Regions from separate parts of the Homo sapiens genome. Here region 1 is linked to region 2. Evidence: chromatin contacts called from ENCODE Hi-C or POLR2A ChIA-PET data. All regions are on one chromosome and are shown on one strand. Each heading gives the region's core, a stretch centred on a gene start or an enhancer-like site at or near the end of the contact. The rest is flanking DNA. Distances are from core to core; before and after follow the strand shown. Region 1 holds the start of OR2H2 (olfactory receptor family 2 subfamily H member 2). Region 2 holds the start of OR2B3 (olfactory receptor family 2 subfamily B member 3).

Evidence for each region. Hi-C counts contacts between places; a loop is a spot of excess contacts on that map. ChIA-PET counts read pairs that join two places held with the same protein, here RNA polymerase II (POLR2A). Pooled maps may share reads with other maps.
Region 1: a pooled map shows a loop between it and region 2 (2.4-fold over the local background). The contact joins the promoter of OR2H2 here to the promoter of OR2B3 in region 2. A Hi-C loop is called at or near these places in 4 of 168 maps with a recorded cell type or tissue (HepG2, MCF 10A, endothelial cell of umbilical vein and 1 more), 13 of 37 single-sample maps with no recorded cell type and 11 of 50 pooled maps. POLR2A ChIA-PET finds 5 or more read pairs at or near these places in 1 of 52 experiments (WTC11).

What each region holds. Positions count from the first base shown.
Region 1 is chr6:29,583,668-29,586,481 of GRCh38, forward strand. OR2H2 (olfactory receptor family 2 subfamily H member 2) reads left to right here and starts at 1,454. Exons shown (of 2, transcript NM_007160.4): 1 at 1,454-1,683.
Region 2 is chr6:29,085,721-29,088,843 of GRCh38, forward strand. OR2B3 (olfactory receptor family 2 subfamily B member 3) reads right to left here and starts at 1,593. Exons shown (of 1, transcript NM_001005226.2): 1 at 488-1,593. The coding sequence starts at 1,528. The coding sequence ends at 587.

The sequences.
Region 1 (2,814 bases), core at 204-2,703, 500 kb after region 2:
TGAGATTCCATCTCAAAAAGAAAAGAAAAGAACACATTATTCACCAGATTAATAGCCATATAACATGGACCTGAAACCGTGCTAATCAGGCACAACAGCTGTAATTACAGCTATTTCTTGGTTGAGTTTGTGCTAGTCTGGTCATCTTTCAAGTTGCATCTGATATTTGTAGTGACCAGACTGGTGAATTAAATGTGAAATATGATAGAAACAAACCCCCGCACCCTTTAAAGGTGGCCTCAATCAGCCATTTCCCTTGAATTGTGATATTGTTCTTGATTCACTGTCTTTGCGGTAAGAGGTGTAGATTCAGGGCTTCCACTTCAATCTGTAGCTCGTACTCCACAGACTAAAGAACTATGTGGGGATTCTGCCAATGGCCAAGCATGTGCATTCCAGTTACAGATTTAGAGACTGCAGAAATGACTACTGGGTAGATCCATGGACCTAGTACATGCCATTTATTAGCTGATCTCATAGGCTCCCTTTCTAATGGAAGAGAAGCATAACGATTCAGTTATATGAAGATTGGCTAAATGTTCTAAGTACTCTCCAAACCCAGAGCTTTATAATTCTCTGTTACTACAGTGTGCTCCATCTCAGAATAACTAAATAGAAAAGGAGGAAGCTGAGAACTTTAAAAACTGAGGTCCTGAATAGATGAATCATAAGCCTGAGAGGACTATCAGGATGCCCGGGACTCACTGGAGGTGGGAGTAGAGACACTGTCCTTTTTCTTCCTGTTGACAGAAAGAAGCAATGAGTGACCTCTTTTACCTACCACAGTGATGACTATTGTTGGCATATTTCCTATAGATATTCCCCTGCCCCTTTTACCATAATTTGTGGCTAATGAATTGTCTGTGGGCTATGGACCCTAGAGTCTCAGCAGAATTAATGAGCTCTTTCCCTCCGTGGGATCCCTCTACCACCATACCATGTCAACATTTCTACCTCCAATGCCACTAAAACAGAGGCACACCTCTGCCTAGACTGAGGGGGAAAATTGTTGGCAAAGAACTCAATGGCAAAGAACTCGATGGCAAAGAACTCGATGGCAAAGAACTCAATGGCAAAGTTCTGACCTTGGCTTCATCCTCCCTGCAGAGATTTGGTGGGCTTTGGTTGGTGCAAACCCTCTACAGTTAGCAGATTTGGGTTCAAACATCAGCTCTGGTGCTTACTAACTATACTGCCTTGGGAAAGTTATTTATATTTCTTTGTTTCAACTTCTTCATATTGGAAGGAAGAGAATAATATGTAGAGTTGTGAAGGATAATCAGCAGTGTAGAGTAAATGTTTAATAAACAACTTGGTTGGTGGCAGATGGGGAGAGCCCTAATTTGTAGTGTTTGCCAATTTTCATAGTGTAAATATTCCTGCCATGGCTGTCTCAAGCCACTGATGGTTTAATAACTGTCTCACAAAATTCCTAAAAATTTACTAATCAAGAGATAATCTGAGCCAGCTCCAGCTCATCACACACATGTGTGCTTAGAAAAGTGCCAGATGGTCAGCATTAGCAATCCCTATTGTGACCAGAGATGCAGTTGCCCATTCAAGGATGCCCATTCCTTTTTATTTTTTTGTTTCTTCCTGATGTACAAGTGGAGGCTGGGCACCAGTTAAGAGCTCTGTCATGGGGAATTGCTGGTACCAGAAGAGATTTTTATTTGATTGAAGGTAAGCAGAACCTTTGCTCTTTGGCTGTGAGATATCAGTTTCCGCCTATCCTCAACACTGGAGGACCAGATTTGGAGTTAAACTTACTCTAAAATCCTAGTCCTAGCACTTATTGACTAGGTAACCTTCTACAAGTCTCTTGTCCCGTCTGTGACTGTTCACTTTTTGGTAAAATTGGGATAATTTTATCTCTTTGTAGGGTCACTGTGAGAACCAGATGTTCAGGGAGTTGTTTATCACCATGCTTTGATGGTAGCTACTAACAGCAAGGGTAGCTCATGGTCACTAGACTATCATAAACCCCTTTCAAAGGACCTCCCAACTCCTTCCCCAGCTCCTAACACAATGCTGGCACTTTGGGGCTCAAGAAATGAATAAATGCGTAGACCAATGCATGAATATTTCAGAAGGAAAAGGAGTAGGAGAAAAATAATGAGAGTGGAAAAGACAGAGAACAAAGAGGGAAAGGGAAACAGTCACTAAGAAAGGTGTAATCTAAAGAGATTCAGCGATATAGCAGAGAAAGGAAAGGAATGAAATGCCAAGATAATGACAAAGTTAGAAATGTAGAAAATTAATTAGGATGACACATGATGGATAAATAAGAAACAATTGGCTATTGTTTAAGGTTACATGCAAAGAATTTTATATTACAAAGAAAACAAAGGAGGGGGCGGCAGCCAATGAGCATGAGGTTTCTTTTGGGAGTAATGAAATATTCTGGAAGTAAATGGTGTTGGTTGCACAACTTGTGAATATACTTTAAACCACTAAATTACACACTTCAAAAGGGCGAATTTTATGGTACGTTAAATACATCTCAAAAAATGAAAGCGAAGGCATAATTAAAAATTTAGAGGCCAGGCACAGTGACTCATGCCTGTAATCCCAGCACTTTGGGAGGCCGAGGCAGGCAGATCACCTGAGGTCAGGAGTCTGAGACCAGCCTGGCCAACATGGCGAAACCCCGTCTCTACTAAAAATACAAAAATTAGCTAGGCATGGTCTTGAGTGCCTGTAATCCCCGCTACTTGGGAGGCTGAGGCAGGAGAATAGCTTGAGCCCAGGAGGTGGAAGTTGCAGTGAGCAGAGATCGTGCCATTGCACTCCAGCCTGGGCTATAAAACGTGA
Region 2 (3,123 bases), core at 343-2,842:
GACATGACTTGTCTCAAGGAACAGAGTACATTGGGGGAACTTCTGAAAAGAAAGGAGTTTCTAACTTTGAAGACATGTCATATGGGTTCAGCATTGCTTCCTAAACAGAAGAAGACTTTTCTTTCTTTCCTTTTTTTTTTTTTTTTTTTTTTTTTTTCCTGAGACAGATTCCTACTCTGTCACCCACGCTGGAGTGAGTGGCGCGATCTGGGCTAACTGCAACTTCTGACTCCTGGGTTCAAGCGATTCTCTTGCCCCAGCCTCCTGAGTATCTGGGATTACAGGCGTGTACCACCATGCCCTGCTAATTTTTTTGTACTTTTAGTAGAGATGGGGTTTCGCCATGTTGGCCAGGCTGGTCTCGAACTCCTGACCTCATGTGATCTGCCCACCTTGGCCCCCACAAAGTACTGGGATTACAGGCGTGAACCACCGCGCCCAGCCAACAGAGGAAGGATTTTCTAATTGTTGACAGAATTTAGTGAAATCACCAGAGCCTGGAAAATAGGAAAATGAGTTCAAAGGTCATTACCATCATTGAAGATAAGGAAAGACTAAGAAGATTCTCATCACAATGGAGTACTTCTTATTTCTTACAGAAAAAGATTCTTGGCATCAGCCTCTTGAAGGCCTCCTTCATATCTTTATTTCTAAGGCTGTAGATGAGGGAGTTCAACATGGATGTGATGATTCCATAGAAGAGGGAAACCATCTTTCCCCAGTCCTTAGAGGTGGATGAAGGTGGTTGAAGATACATATAAATGGCTGTTCCATAAAAGAGGGACACCACAATCATGTGGGACCCACATGTCCCAAATGCTTTTTGCCGTCCTTCTGCTGACCTGATTTTTAATACTGCTTGAGCTATGAAGCCATAGGAGATGAGGATCAATGTCACTGGAATTAGAAGAATTAGTACACTAAAGAAGAAGAGCTCAGCCTCAATAGGCTTTGTGTCAGCACATGACAACTTGAGAAGTGCAGGCACCTCACAGAAAAAGTGGTCCACTTCCTGGTGACCACAGCGTGGCATGTTAAGAGTCAAGGAAGACTGCAGCACTGAGTTGCCGAAACCAATGAGCCATGAGAAGGCTGCCATCCTTAGGCAGAACCAATAATTCATGATGACTACATAGTGGAGGGGTCTGCAAACAGCCACATATCTGTCAAAGGACATAACAGCCAGAAGGAGACACTCTGTAGCACCTAGGGCCAGGAAGATGATGAGGTGGGCCACACAGCCAGCATAGCTGATGGTCTTTTTGTTGCAACCAATATTTACCAACATATGAGGGACTGTAGTTGTGGTATAGCAGAGATCTAAGATGGAGAGATTAGTGAGAAAGAAATACATGGGAGTATGAAGTTTGGGATCCAGAATGCACACCATCATGATGGACACATTGCCAAATATGGTGATTGTGTATGATATTAACAGGACCACAAAAAGGGGCATTTGTAGCCAAGCCCTATCTGAGAAGCCAAGTAGTATAAACTCTTTTGGGGAGCTCTCATTTTCCCAATTCATGATGACTCACTTATTTCGCACTCCTAAAAAAATGTAAGATAGGAAAGCAATCAATGTTTGTTTATTGAATACTCTTACTGGAGCTGAATTAAATTTAATGAATAGCTCAGCATCAAATACAATTTACAGTCAAGTGGATAAAGCCCTTGTAAAGTATAATATGGTTATGTTTAAGCTTAAAAGTAGTTCCTGTGTTTTCAGTAGTGTTTAAATTACTTTAAAGAAAATCATTACATTTAAATGACATAAAGTATGTAACATATGCATAACACATGGAAAATTGTGAGTTCTCAATGCATTTTATGTTCTCTCCTCTTCTTACCTCCTAACCTATCTTAATAAACAGTTTAGAAAGAAATATTACTTTTACTCCAATTATTTTAAATTTGGCCTGAAAATGCTGAGTAATATAGAGGGTATAAGAGTTGAATCTAAATCTGCAATTGATCTAAAGAAATTTTGCTTCTTTTAGTAACATCTTTACGTGTTTTTTTGAGTTGTGTCTGTCTCCTAAATGCCATGCATGTAGGTCCATTTCCACAAAGAACTACCGTGGGTATTAGTAATAAAATTATGGCTACTTGTGATATATAGTAATGACCACAGATGTCATCTCCCCATCTGCAAATACCTTAATTAAAATAGCAAAACTGATAACATAATTGTTGCTTTACTTAACATGTGCCAGAAACTGCTCAGTGTGTGAAATACATTCTTTGTAATTCTCATCAAACCCCTCACAGTCATGGTTTGCATTTTATTGCTTCTGTGATTCAGTAAGAATAAATAATTTGCACACTCATTATTGGTGAGGTCAAGACTAACACCTAGGATTTAAAGATCATTCTTTCTTTTATACCGTATTTCCCCCTAAATACACAGATAGTACAATAAGAATGACTGCATACAGCACAAAAGTGGTCATAAATTAAAATAGAAACAAACCAAAAGTCATATATTCAAGTTGATTTTCTTCAGTCTGTAAAAGTCATCAGTTATTTAGTTATATTACCTAAGTGCACCTAAGTTTCTTCAGTCTACTTTGCATGTTTAAATGAAATGTCATCGAGGTGGTTTACACCATTTGAATTTGCAAGCATAAAAATAGAAAGATAGACTGAAGAGAGAAGAGAAAATAAGTATTGACACAATTTACCACAGAATAAGATAACTTTTCCAGAGTAAAAACACTGATATATAAAGTATAATTTGATAATGGAATGAATAAATGAAAATGAACAGAGATGACCTTGAGATTTTTAACTTCTTCCATTATATATGATTTTTTTTAGCTATAGATACACATTATTTTTTGGCAAATAACAGTAATACACCTTTGGTTGAAAAATAGAAGAGAATATGAGATTAGGCTTTTTTGAATGTCCATGTAAATTTACAAAATGATAAATATGTAAGGTAATACATACATTAGATAACTTGATTTAGCCACTTTATAATGTACACATATATCAAAACATCATGTTGTACACTATAAATATATACAATTTTTACTCATTAATACAATTTTTTATATCAGAAAAAGACTACACAGAAAGATAAAACATAAATGGCAAGATAGAAAAATATACAATGTT